Regions from separate parts of the Homo sapiens genome. Here region 2 is linked to region 1. The links are chromatin contacts, found by Hi-C in ENCODE. All regions are on one chromosome and are shown on one strand. Each heading gives the region's core, a stretch centred on a gene start or an enhancer-like site at or near the end of the contact. The rest is flanking DNA. Distances are from core to core; before and after follow the strand shown. Region 1 holds the start of ABHD13 (abhydrolase domain containing 13). Region 2 overlaps ITGBL1 (integrin subunit beta like 1).

Evidence for each region. A loop is a pair of places that touch in the nucleus more often than their neighbours do. Pooled maps may share reads with other maps.
Region 2: a map of naive thymus-derived CD4-positive, alpha-beta T cell shows a loop between it and region 1 (23-fold over the local background). The contact joins the enhancer-like site here to the promoter of ABHD13 in region 1. A Hi-C loop is called at or near these places in 1 of 168 maps with a recorded cell type or tissue (naive thymus-derived CD4-positive, alpha-beta T cell), 1 of 37 single-sample maps with no recorded cell type and 8 of 50 pooled maps.

Annotation. Positions count from the first base shown.
Region 1 is chr13:108,217,142-108,224,193 of GRCh38, reverse strand. ABHD13 (abhydrolase domain containing 13) reads right to left here and starts at 5,802. Exons shown (of 2, transcript NM_032859.3): 1 at 5,535-5,802. It also overlaps a transcript of LIG4 not described here. RefSeq lists a silencer at 5,280-5,519 and an enhancer at 5,800-6,129.
Region 2 is chr13:101,623,090-101,630,141 of GRCh38, reverse strand. The region is part of intron 7 of ITGBL1 (integrin subunit beta like 1); the gene reads right to left. Among named protein-coding and RNA genes, the nearest start is that of ITGBL1, 170 kb to the right of the region's middle. Within about 2 kb of position 2,946, at least 5 of the 41 ENCODE cell types and tissues checked have a DNase peak (open chromatin) inside an H3K27ac peak, as active enhancers do.

The DNA of each region.
Region 1 (7,052 bases), core at 4,553-7,052:
TTAATTATAGAGCAGACAAAGAAAAATCAAAGAAAGATGACAATTGTCATTACATATAGCAAAGGAAAATCAAAACCTTAGCTGTATCTTTCCTTCACAACATAATTTTAGTAGTCTCTGGATTTCATCAAGGTTGATTACTTAGAGAAACCAAGTGGAAACTTATGCAATGTTTTAAAAGCAGGACAAAACATAACTCCAGGATTAAGAATCTCTATTACTTTCCATCAAACAGCTGTCTGTGACACTTATTTTTATTCATTTAGCACGATTATTCACAGAAACTGCAAGTATTCAGCATAATCTAAATAAATACTTGGCAAGGATAGCATAGAGGAATTTAGAGCTGTTAAACTGGATGAACTTTGAGGGCTCTATTAAATCTGAGATCTTTCTATGCCAGTGGTTCTCAAAAGGTGGTCAGAAACCTGAGGGTCCCCAAGACCCTCTAATGGGGTCCACAAGATCAGTATTATGCTCATAATAATACTAAAATATCATTTACTTTTTTCACTGTTTGACACTTGCACTAATGATGCATAAGCAATGATGGGTAAAATTGCTGGTGCCTTTGTAAGAATCAAGGTAGTGGCCTCACGTGTTGGAGTCACTGTATTCTTTATCACCATGAGCTCACGGTAAATGAGGGAATAATCCAGTTTTACTTAAGAATGTCAAAGAAGAAGCAGTAAAAATTATTTTATCTCAACTAACAAGTACACATCTTTTTAACACATTGTGTGACAAATGTGTGACAACACTGGAAGTGCACATAAAGCATTTTGTGCTATGTATTGAAATACATTTGAATTGTGAGCTGAACTAGCTGCTTTGTTCAGGTAACAACATTTTTATTTAAAAAGACAACTGACAAACTATGGTTGTTCAGACTTAGAGGTTTGGCAGATATTTACTAGAAAATGAATGAGGTTGCCAATAGCTCCTAGACACTTAAGGGACCTTTTTGATGGCACTGTGGTAATCTATTAATATTAAACATGTCACCATTTGGAAAAATCTGCATAACTCCATAAACCAATATATTCCAAATGACCAATGAATGGTGTCACAAAATCAAGCAAACGTGAGTAAAAAATTCACTACAAACCAACAGATTTTGATGTAACAAGAGACAACAATTTCTCTGATGTAGGTTTCAGATGGCACAATATAACTGACCTTTAAGGAAGTGCCTCCTGTTGGGTGATGGAGTCGTACCAACGAGTACCCACAATTCTCTACTACAATACTCTTCCCTTTACAACTACAAATTTGTGTGAGCCTGACTTTCTTCATGTTTCACTTTAAGAGCCTAATAATCTGCCTGTCTTCTATGAGGCAGACATTAAAGATAATTACAAAAATATAATCCCACACCTCTATTTTTTGTAATTACAATTGTTTTATATAAAATTTTATTTATGTGAGTATGTAATGAACTTACTACTGCTATTTTTAAATGAATTAAAACTTCCAGTTTTCCAATTTTAATTTATACACTTTATAAACTTCCAGTTTTCCAATTTTAATTTATACACTTTATAAACTTCCAGTTTTAATTTCTAACACAATAAATATCTATATAATCCACATACATACAAAAAAATCTTTGGGATCTTTACATTTCTAAAATGTAAACGGTCTGAGACCAAAAAGCTTGAGAACCACGGTTCCATACTATTTAACCATATAACTGTATTGCCTTATGCCCCAGAGACTTGCCTTCTTCAAATTAAGAAAGATATATTACATTTTTTTAAATCCTTTCTGCATTATAACATATATAAATATATTTAAGGTTTTTACCCAGTAATATTTTCTCCAAAAACTAAAAATAAATAAAAACTTATATATATCAAGAACTGAAACTCAAAAGTATAGGAGTAAATACATTGTAATTATTGCCGTAAGGTTAGTAGGAGAATAAATTAGACAAATCTATTGTATCATAGATAACATTTTACAATAAAAATTGTATTTTAATGAAGGTCAGAACTGCCCTACAAATTAAATTCTAGTTATTCTAATTATTTTTAATTAAAAAGTGTACATTGGGCCAGGCATGGTGGCTCATGCGTGTAATCCTAGCGCTTTAGGAAGCCAAGACAGGTGGATTGCCTGAGCTCAGGAGTTTGAGACTAGTCCGGGCAACATGGTAAAACACCGTCTCTACTAAAAATTACAAAAAATTAGCCGGGCATGGTGGCGCGTGCCTGTAATCCCAGCTACTAGGGAGACTGAGGCATGAGAATCACTTGAACCCAGGAGTCGAGGTTGCAGGGAGCTGAGATCGTGCCACTGCACTCCAACCTGGGTGACACAGTGAGACTATGTCTCAAAAAAAAAAAAAAGTGTACATTGTTTTGCATATTGTATATCGAGTTACGGATTCTGCCACCAGCAAATGGTCTTTTAAAAATACAAAAAAGTGCATTACCCATAGTGAATTACAATGAATTTCCGAAAAACAATTTGGCAAAAGGCTAAACAATTTCAAATACAATTAAAAAGTCCTAAGTCATAAAGGCACTATTATTTCTTTAAAGATCTTTAAGTCCATCCTAGATTGATAATTTTGGGAACAGCTTGTTTAAAAATAAAAACTGTTCATACATTTAAAAAAAATGTGCAGGTTCAAGTGAAGACTGTAAAAAGTGGAAAGGGAGTTCGTGTGTCAATGCCGACATCCACATCCCAGCAGAGAATGAGGACCCCACACCCCATGGGCTCATTAATTACTCTGGGTGAATCACAGCTTCCAATCACATGTGAAGTAATGTGGAACTCAGATTCAGTATTCTTATATCAATCTCTCTCCTCTTCTGTTAAGCATTGGGAAGTTAAGAAACCATGCCAGCTGCACAGCTGAAATGGAAACACAAATAGCTGCTATCAAGGTGTTGGAGACACCACAGAATGAATTATCTATTTCCCTAATGGTTACCCACATGCCATCAATAATGAAAAAGTGTGTATTAATAGTCCTATGGGACAAATGAACAGTAACTGCCTATGGAGATGCTGGATAATAACTGGATGGTTCAGACAGCATCTTTAACTAGGATTTAAATCTGTATGAGCAGATAGCTCAAAAATTATACCAGGCAGCTACTTAGTAGCTTTTTCATGCTTGAAAATCTTGGCAAATAGAGTCAACTCTGGCAGAAGTAAAATGAGAGATTATTGTTACTATGGAAGCCAACCACAATTTGTTCTGAGATTATAAATATCTGAAATGTTTAAAACAAATCCACTAGCCTAAAACTGTAGTGATGTTAGACTGATAATGAAATTCACAAAGTTTCCAATTTATAAATGGGCAATGTTCTAAAACTTTACCTATAAACTAGATGGATGAAACTTAGAATATTTGTTTTGTATAAAACCAGTGTTATATAACATTGAGTATGTGAAAGTAAGTACAACTAGAAGCCTTACTAGAAGTATCTAGATTCTCAGGCTAGCTCATAAATGCATGTAGTCCCTGTACTGGAAATACTACATCTTTGCAAGGGATTTCAGCAGAATATACTGTTGTAGGAGTTCACACCATGTGAAACAGAAACATAAAATATAATAATGTATTACAAAATCTGTCATTTGAGGAAAAATATCTTACTTAGAAGAACTAGAGCATCTTTTAAGTCCACACGAAAAAAGGCTATTTAAAGGTCTTAAGACTTTCCTGGGGCAACTAAACAAGGATTAGAAAGATTTCAGAATCTGGGTAATACATTAAACAGAGAAACAGAAATAGATTCCCCTGAGATAAGTTATGAGAAGAGATCATGGGAAAATGTTAGATCCAACAGTTTCCTGCACCTATCACTAAGTTATATTGTTAGCCCAGGGCAATTTGGTTAGTAAACCCTCTTATCCACATGCCAAGAGGTCTTTGATGTGCCCAAGAAGAGGGCAGTGTGCCAAGGGCTACCTGTAGGTACCTGGCTTGCTTTAATCATTCCAAGTTAACTGTCAGTGGGAGGCAGTGTGGTGCAATGGAAAGGAGACAGTGTTTTGAGTCATGGTCTGTTAAGAGATAGGTAGCTTTTGCCAACTCACTTAGCCTCTCTAAATATATATTTCCTCGTATGTAAAAGGAGGATGAAAGATTAAATTGAACTACTGTTGAGATAAAATGTAATAGTGTGTTAAGTGCAGCTACTTCTATGAGACAAAATTTAAATTACTTAATTATGTACTATAGCAGAGTATGTGAAAGTAAGGACAACTAGAAGCCCTATTAGTCCTAGATCAAATAATGGATATGATTCCCTAGAGGTACCGTATCTGAACACAGGAAGTAATCAGAGCAATGCACTCTTTCTCTGTTAAAACCAAACTCAGGTAGTAGATCCTCTAGAAAGCTTTCCTTGGACCCCTATTCCCTCCTGCCACCCATTCCACATTCTGTAGTTTGTGCAAACTTACGTGGCAGAAGTTACTATTACAGCGTAATTAACCTGCTTACACAGGCTGTGAGTTCCTCGATGACAGAGACCTCGTCCTATTCAACTCTACATTTTCTGTACGCAGCAGTGCCTGATGCATAGTGGGCCTCTATTAACGATTATTTAATTGAGCAGCTGATGTCTTAGGTAGGATATCATGACATTAACACTAAATCGGCAATCAAGAAATCTTACACAGTAAAATAAAATTTGATATTTTAGTCAAAGACGAGTGATTTCCCTAAGCATGCATACAAATAAGTATTGATCCACGAACCCCCTCCCGTCAAAAGAGATCAGTGAAAAATCCAATATCAACACACAAAGCCAATATACTCATCTCTTTCTATCCAGTTACTATCACATAGTAAACATAAATAAGAGTTGTTAAATGGGGACGGACTTTTTTTTGGTTTCGATACCTTGGGTAGTAATACTAGTAATTCATTTTACTTAAATGTTGACTAAAATCTACAGCAAAATTGACTTCGATTGTATGGGGTGCTTTTTTGATGTTTCCTGAATAACCCCAGAACTTCCTGTCATGATATTCACAGGTCTAAACCTGTTACTGTCGTGATTAGATCGGGGCTCTCCCTCTCTCCAACCTAGTAGCTGGAATTATTCTATTTTACTTTTCATGTCTGTGTGGGAGGGTGGGGGAGCGGAGGGTTGGATTTTAGGGATCTTAGGTTTGTACACATTACTGGAAATACAATTGACATAGAACACTAAGATACGTTTTAGGTTCCAATTACAAAACGACACCCGGCGAGCCTCTGGCAATGCGCGCACCTTAGTTTCCAAAACAGGTATTTGGCTTCAGTTTGCTTCCCCTGGTGAGTGGTGAGCGGAGTCGGGGCGGCCGGCAGGGCTGCACCCCGGGCTGGTCCTCCACAACCCCCGGCGCTCGGCCCCCGCACGACCCCCAGGGGAAGCCGCACTAGCCCCGGGGCTCCCCCCACAGCCTCCCGGGAGGGTTTCGCGCCCGCCTGGAGGAGCCGGCGGCTCCCCGCGACCCTCCTAGAAGGAGCGGACCGGCGCTCGGGCCCCGCGGGCTCGGGGTCCCCGAGCCGCACTTACTCAGACTCGCGGACAGGCTGCGCAGTCGGCCGCGGGCACGAAACCGGGCGCCGCGCAGCAGCGTACCCCCGCGTCGCTTCCGTCGCTCCTCATCATCCTCCTCCAGCCCAGGGGCCGCTGCCGGCGCCACGGTCTAGCCCGGAGCTCCTGCTGCGAGCTGTGGCCCCACTTCCGGCCCCCGCTCGGGTGTCGCCGGCAAATGCCCCCGCCGGCTCCCACATAACCTGTTCTCCGTCTCCGCTCCCGGAGTGGGAACCCTGCCCGCTCTTCCGAGCATGCGCAGAAGCCGCTGCCAGTGAGCCCCCGCGACGGTGGCCCGGACGGAAAAGATACCTCGGCGGCGTGGGCCCGGCTCCCTGCTCCAGGACCTAGGGATCTTGGCCTTCCACCCTCCTCCGAGCACCAGGACTCCCTCCAGTTCCGTACCCGAGGCCTCCGTGGTGAAGAGGTGCCGGACCCGATGAGCTCGGGAGTCCACCATCGCTCTGCAAGCCGCAGGTTTGCGGAGCAATTTGTTCTGCCTGATAGGGTTGTTAAGGGTGTCGCAATGAGGTCCACGATTTAAAGCGCTTCCATAACTATTTTTCTCCTTTTACCTCTACGAGAGTGGACTGTCAAGGGCGAATGCAGGTTTTGTGAGGCCTGAACCTTGTGCCATTTGGAGAGCCCTTTTAAAGAAAAATAATGTAAAATTGTCTTATTTTTGCAAATTTTACCGAGGTACACGACCATGGGAACACCTCGTTAGGGCCCCTCTCAAGGCCTTGGAAGTGTTCGCAAAAATGGGCCCTTAAAACTTGGGCTTCATTAGCTTCGCTGTCAACCCCCCTGTGCACTGAAGTGTACACACTTGTTTACAGATGTGTGCCTCCCCTCCCTTGGGCTTTCCTTATTCTATGTCCCCTATTTTATATATACAGAGGATATTTCATAAATCTGTGGGTTTTTTTTTTTTTCCTTTTGAGATGGAGCCTCGCTCTTGTCGCCCAGGCTGGAGTGCAATGGCGTGATCTCGGCTCACTGCAACCTCCGCCTCCCTGGTTCAAGCGATTCTCTCGCCTCAGCCTCTGACCTAGCTGGGATTACAGGTGCCCGCCACCACGCCCCGCTACTTTTTGTTTTTGTTTTGTTGCTGTTTTGAGACGGAGTTTCGCTCTTGTTTCCCAGGCTGGAGTGCAATGGCAAGATCTCGGCTCACCGCAACCTCCCGCCTCCCGGGTTCAAGCGATTCTCCTGCCTCAGCCTCCGGAGTAGCTGGGATTACAGGCATGCGCCACCACGCCCAGCTAATTTTGTATTTTTCTTCAGTAGAGACGGGATTTCACCATGTTGGCCAGGCTGCTCTCAAACTCCCCACCTCTGGTGATCCACCCACCTCGGCCTCCCAAAGTGCTGGGATTACAGGCGTGAGCCACCAGGCCCGGCCTAATTTTTGTATTTTTTAGTAGAGACGGGGGTTCACCATGTTGGCCAGGCTGGTGTCAAACTCCTGACCTCAAGTGATCCGCTCACCTCAGC
Region 2 (7,052 bases), core at 1,697-4,196, 6.6 Mb after region 1:
TTTAACAAAAAAATAAATAAGGCCAGGCGCGGTGGCTCAAGCTTGTAATCCCAGCACTTTGGGAGGCCAATGTGGGTGGATCACAAGGTCAGGAGTTCAAGACCAGCCTGGCCAACATGATGAAACCCCGTCTCTACTAAAAATACAAAAAATGAGCCGGGCGTGGTGGCAGGCACCTGTAATCCCAGCTACTCAGGAGGCTGAGGCAGGAGAATTGCTTGAACCTTGGATGCAGAGGTTGCAGTGAGCCGAGGTTGTGTCACTGCACTCCAGCCTGGGTGACAGAACAAGACTCTATTTCAAAAAATAAATGAATAAATAAATAAATGGGCTCAAAATATGGGAGAATTGGAAAATGGGGCTGTCTATATTACGTTAATCAATTCCTATAGTAGTCGGATTTAAGGACCACTATAAATACGGTTATACAACTCAATGGAAATATCAAAATTAATGATTAAAACAGAAGCACTATAAAATAGTTAAAATTTTATTTACCTAGTTATAAAAAGCAAAGTTTATACTAATAATTTCCAGTGAGTAAAGATGGGAGGAAAATTGAAAAAATGCTATATCTTTCATTTTAAATAGATGAAGAACAAATGACACCATTAAATTTGAGACCTTGATATAAAATGAATACTGACAATGTTTTTAAAATAATATAAGGTAACCATTAGGATAAATAAAAATATATATTTATTTTCAAAGGATTGGGCATTAAACTGTATGCAGTGTATTTTATAAAATAATTGAAAGAAGACACAAAATTAAAAATGGTATGAAGAAAGGATAAAATAAGTTGGCAGGAATAAAATCAAATATGTCAATTATGATAGTAAACTCAAATATTTTAATCCCTACTCTCTTACAGCAAAGATTTGTAGATTAGGTAAAAAATTAACAAAATCATAAATCAAAGTGTATGCTGCCCCAAAGTGACAAATCTGACTCAAAGGAATGAAGAAGAATAAAATGTAAAGGGTTGTCAAAGATTTATCAAGCATATAGAAAAACGGCATGGTAGCCTAAATTTCAGACTCAGCAGAATTTAACACAAAACAACTAAACAAAACAAAAAGGTCATATGATTTTCTTTTTCTATAATTTGAATGTTAAGGAATATGTGAAGTCATGAATTTTTGGTCAATATCACTCATTATCAATATATATGACATAAAAACTGTTAGAAACAGATGAGAAGTTGATTACTATTATGAGAAAGTCTAAGCAGTATTATATAACTCAGAACAAAATAATTAATAAGGATAATTTATTTAATATGTCAACTTTGCCTCTTACTCTAATCAACCTTCTCTAAACTATCCACAGAACATTTATGAAAAATAGAGATATCCATCATATACTAGATCATGTAAAAAGCATTGAAATATCAAGAGAGGGCTGGGTGTGGTGGCTCACGCCTGTAATCCCAGCACTTTGGGAGGCCAAGGTGGGTGGATCACGAGGTCAAGAGATCAAGACCATCCTGGACAACATGGTGAAACACAGTCTCTACTAAAAATACAAAAAAAAAAAAAATTAGCTGGGTATGGTGGTGCACGCCTGTAGTCCCAGCTACTCGGGAGGCTGAGGCAGGAGAATTGCTTGAACCCAGGAGGCAGAGGTTGCAGTGAGCTGAGATCATGCCACTGCACTCCAGCCTGGGTGACAGAGCGAGACTTTGTCTTAAAAAAAAAAAAAGAAAAAGAAAAAGAAAAGAAAAGAAATATCAAGAGAACAAAAAGATAAGTCATAGACAAGGAGAAAATATTTGCAAAAGACATATCTGATAAAGTTCTGTTACTTAAAATATACAAATAACTCCTAAAACTCAACAATAAGAGAAAAACAATTTAAAAATGGCCCAAAGATCTTAACAGATGCCTTATTAAAGAAAACATACAGATGGCAAACAAGTACATAAAAAGATGTTTCATATTATATATTGTCATCAGGCAAATGCAAATTAAAACGATGAAATACCACTATACGCTTGTTAGAATGGCTCAAATCCAGAACACTGAAAACACCCAACACTGGCAAGGATGTGGAGAAAACACAGACTTTCATTCATTGCTGGTGGGAATGCAAAATGCTACAGCCTCTTTGGAAGACAGTTCAGCAGTTTCTTACTGAACTAAACATACTATATGATCCAGCAATCACACTCCTTGTTATTTACCCAAAGGAACTGAAAACTTAATGTCCACATGAAAACCTGCAAACCAACGTTTACAGCAGCTACATTATAATTGCCGAAACTTGGAAGCAACCAAGACGTCCTTCAGTAGGTGAATGGTTAAATAAACAGTGGTACATTCAGACAAGGCAGTATTACTCAGCAATAAAAAGAAGTGAGCTCTCAAGCCATCAAAACACACTTAAAAAACTTAAGTGCATATTCGTAAGTGAAAGAAACCAATCTGAAAAGCCTACACACTGTATGACACTCTGGAAAATGCAAAACTATGGTGACAGTAAAAAGATCCGTGCTTGCCAGGGGTTGTAGGGAGAGAGGGGTGAACAGGTGGAGCACAGGGGATTTGTAGGGCAGTGAAACTACTCTATATGTTACTGTCATGGTGGGTACGTGTCATTATAAAATTTACCAAACACATAGAAAATACAATACCAAGAGTTAATCCTAAGGTAAATTATAATAATTACTTTGGGGGATAGTGCTGTGTAAATGTAGGTTCCTGACTTGTAACCAATAGACCTACTGTGGTGGGGTGGGGGATGATGACAGGGGAGGCCATGCATGGGTGAGGGCAGGGAGTATATGGGATCTCCCTGTACTTTCTGTTCAGTATTACTGTGAACTTAAAAGTGCACTAAAAAATAAAGTGTATTACAAAAAGCATTGAAATATCACATGTTTTCTACAAGCTATGGTCTGTGGTCATAATTCCAAAAAAACTTGTAAGAAATATAAAAAAAAATTACATGAAAGAGGAATCTTATAACTCAGACTACACTTTGAGAAGCAGTGAAAATGAAAGTAAAACATGAAACCTGTTACAGAAATGAGTGAAACAGAAAACCGCAAGTTTCAATCCTTATTTAATTCTCGTGTTTTATCTTTATTTGCAGACAAGATGAAGGAGTCTCCAAAAGGTTAAATGACCTACGCAAAGTCATACAGCCTATAAGTGTCTGAATCAGGATTTCACTCAGATCTTCTGCCTCCTAGTCCAGGGCTCTTTTTAAGATATACCAGTGTCTCCCTATTGAAGAAACACTAAGATTAAATTTGGAAAACATTTAATTAGCTAAACCCTTAACTCTAAAATGTTGTTTTCATATTTTAAGGTTTCTGAAATTAGGATCAATTTTAAAATGATTTCTTTATAAAAAAAGATGTACTCCTATTGTCTGAGAATTGGCACATTAACATCAATAAAAATATCTACTGATTAGATTTTCTCCACAACGAAATTATCTTTAATAATAATGTGTGCAGCTGGATTTTAATTTAAATTCAAATCCTTCATTTGTATTAAAAATAGCTTTAGAAAGCACTGAAAAAGGCCATCATATATGCAAAGGACTGTCACAAGCAAAGCAATGCAGATAAAGGTAGTAGAAACTGCCAGGTTTCCTGGAGTAGATGGTACTTTTTAGAGATAGATGAAAGATCTGTCTGATTCAGCAAAAGGGCTATCTCTCGGGGACTCACATCAATCAGTCCCAAGCTAACTTCTAAGGTAAGCTGCTTATTTCGGAGAAAATTGTTATTCACTTACAATGACATTTTTCTAAAATTAAAATGTCCACAAAACTCATTCTTTTCTGTGCCATTAAATTGTAGTGTAATTTTCAAAGTGCTTAATAGATCAAAGATGATGAGAAAGGCTATAAAAATCCATGGGTGGTAGTGATCTTCATTTTAAAATAGCAAAAGCATTCCAGAAAAGTTTGTAGACACTGTCTATGAAGACTACAAATCACCTGGGATCTCTTTAGAATGCAAATTCTGATTAACTGGGTCTGAAGTTGTATCTGAAATACAATTTGATGCTGATACCGTTAGTCTACAAACCACACTTTGAATAGCAAAGGTACAATGGTTAAGAGGCCCATCAACTCAATGAGTCGAAGTTCTACCATTTATTAGCCATGTGATCAGATCCAAGCCATTCCCTTAAGTTCTCCTTTCTCCCTGGGTAAAAGAGAAATCTACCGCATTTTAAAAATACATTATAGGGTTGATGAAAAATACATGTGCAGTCTTTAGAACAGTGTCTAACGCATCATTAAATGCTCAATAAAATTAGCCATTACTGGCCGGGTGCGGTGGCTCACGCCTGTAATCCCAGAACTTTGGGAGGCCGAGGTGGGTGGATCACCTGAGGTCAGGAGTTAAAGACAAGCCTGGCCAACGTGATGAAACCCCGTCTCTACTAAAAATACAAAAAATTAGCTGGGCATGATGGCAGGCTCCTGTATTCCCAGCTACTCAGGAGGCTAAAGCAGGAGAATCGCTTGAACCCAGGAGACAGAGGTTGCGGTGAGCCTAGATCGTGCAATTGTACTCCAGCCTGGGCAACAAGAGTGAAACTTCATCTCAAAAAAAAAAATTAGCCATTACTATTATTAGAAATAAAATACTGAGTGGGACCTGATGAGCCCTTGCAGTGCAGTGTAGTTACACAACTATCGAGCTACCACTGCAACCCTTAACCTACAGAAGAAGCAATATCATCCCTTGAATTCAAATTAAGTCTGTATATGATTTGTTCCTGGCCGGCTGAGTTTTCATTGGCAAAGCAAAGACATACGAAGGCTTAACTGGCAGGAATATAATGAATTTAGAATTTGAGCAGCTATATGGAGAATCCACCCATTTATAACTAAGAAGTTCCTCAACGGCTAAAGTCTGTGCCAAGAGTGTTTACTAAGTCAATCTGTACACAGCAGGGCTGCTGTCACTGGGCTTATTTCTGTCACTTTGTGACACCAGTGCTCCATCAGGCATGATGATTAAATCTACAACCTTTCATCTGGTAAAACAGGAAAGGTAATTTCAAGAGTTGCAATTGCATCACTGAATGTCTCTTGCTTTAAAAAATAAATATGCTGTCTTTGCCTCTGCATTTATCTACCGGCAGGGAACCATTATATACTGACAATGTTCTGTTTCAGAAGCATTATCTCTGAATAATTACCTGTTCCTTGTCTCCATGGAAAGCTGTACCGCAAAACCTCTTTTAATTTGGTATATGGCAGAATTCACAGATTGTATTTTATTACTATAAAAAAATACCTTTCTCCACCCCCTACGAAAATGAAGGTAAATGTTAGCCACGTCATGAATGATGCTGCAGTTTGGAACATTGCAGCCCCCTGATGGGGAGGTTCTCCTTCACCTTCCGGAAGCACTCATCAACAAAGGGAATCTGTGGGTGGCTCCAGCTGGTTGCAGGGACCAGAATTTGAAGGGAGAGGAAATCCCTGATGCTGGGCCTTCCTGCCTGATTCTCCAAATGGTGACAGGGATAAAATGCAGAGGGGTAGTGAGCGCTGTGTCAGGACTCGGCAAAGAGAAAGCACAGATGTTCACTGAGCTCTTCTCCCTTTCATTTTATTCTACCTCTGTTTTTCTTTTGGTCTCAATTCATGAGCAACCCCAGGTCAATCTGTATCCTGAGTCCTCACCTCCCTTCCATGGACAATTACTTCATTTCCTTTGGAATTACAGACTATTTTAAAATGCTTTCAGGTGAACACTTCAAGGCTCAGAGCAGGGAAAATAAAAGGAAGTGTAGTTATTGGGGCATAAAACATAAATGTTTATCTGGAGAGGAGTGGTTTGGAGGGAGCTGTGATTCAGGAAGTAACGGTGTTTGCTTTCGCTAAAGCAATAGTTTTCACATTTGCACAAGAACAGAAAGAAACCGGCAGAAACATTTCATTCCAAATGAAAGTATTAACAGATCCATGCTAAATAAAACATATGTAAGTGAATTTGCCCAGAGAAAGCAGTAGGTAGGGTAGGTAAAGCTCAACAAGCCCAGATTTCTTCTCACTCTCCAAAGCAACCTAGTAAACATCTAAGCATATCTCCAGGAATCCTGGTGGCTTTAGGTCATCCTGTACAAATCACTAAGCCACATGAATATAAGAGATTGTATACATTGTAAACTGGGTGGGGGGAGATGTTTAGCCAGTCTAATGGAATGCTTACAAAATTTGTTCTTTTAGCTGTTTTAAGCAATAGGGTTTTTAAAAATGGGATTTAAAACAGGGCCAGAAGGCCAAAAACAGGCCCAGAAGGCCAGAAGGTATACCCAAAAAAACTTTCATTCCTTTAAAATATTCTACAGTCAGACTACTTACCACACTGCCCTGATGATCTCACCTAATGTGAAGGAGAAAGGTCATTTGTTAATTGTCCACTTTTAAATCATGAGTCTCCCTTTAAATTTGTGCTCTGCGAAGGTTAAGTGTGATTACAACAGATTTCTTTACATCTTTGAACTACAGTGACTCACGGTGAACCCACTGCCTGTCCTCAGATGAAAGTCAACAGGAGATTTGAGTTATATAATTTTATAGAATCATCTTACCAGGAATCTGTATGGGAGCCATACATGAAGGAACAACTGTATTTATCAGCCTTTTATAAAAATAATGACATAATGCTTCTCCATGTGTAATGAGAAGTGTATGTATCTCATAACAAAATGACAATTGTATGTTAGATAATTGGGTAGGAATAAGAAACTAATTTCAGTACACAAAGATATGAAACTTGATTTTATTTCACAAACATTTTTATGACTTTTAGAGAAAAGTGTAGATAGTTTTATTACTGTGGGCCTTAAGAGGTAATCTCTGAACATTTTTTACAAGTTGTTGATTATATAGTTAACATTAGCTTACTCTGTCATGGGATCAAGCTAAATTATAAACCTCGGATTGCATTATCATATTAATATTTAATATTTTAAAATTTGTAGTAAATTATTTTTAAAGGGAAAGATCAAAACACACAATTTAAATAGAGAATAATATTTATCCTAGTTAACATTAACAAGCGTCAGTGA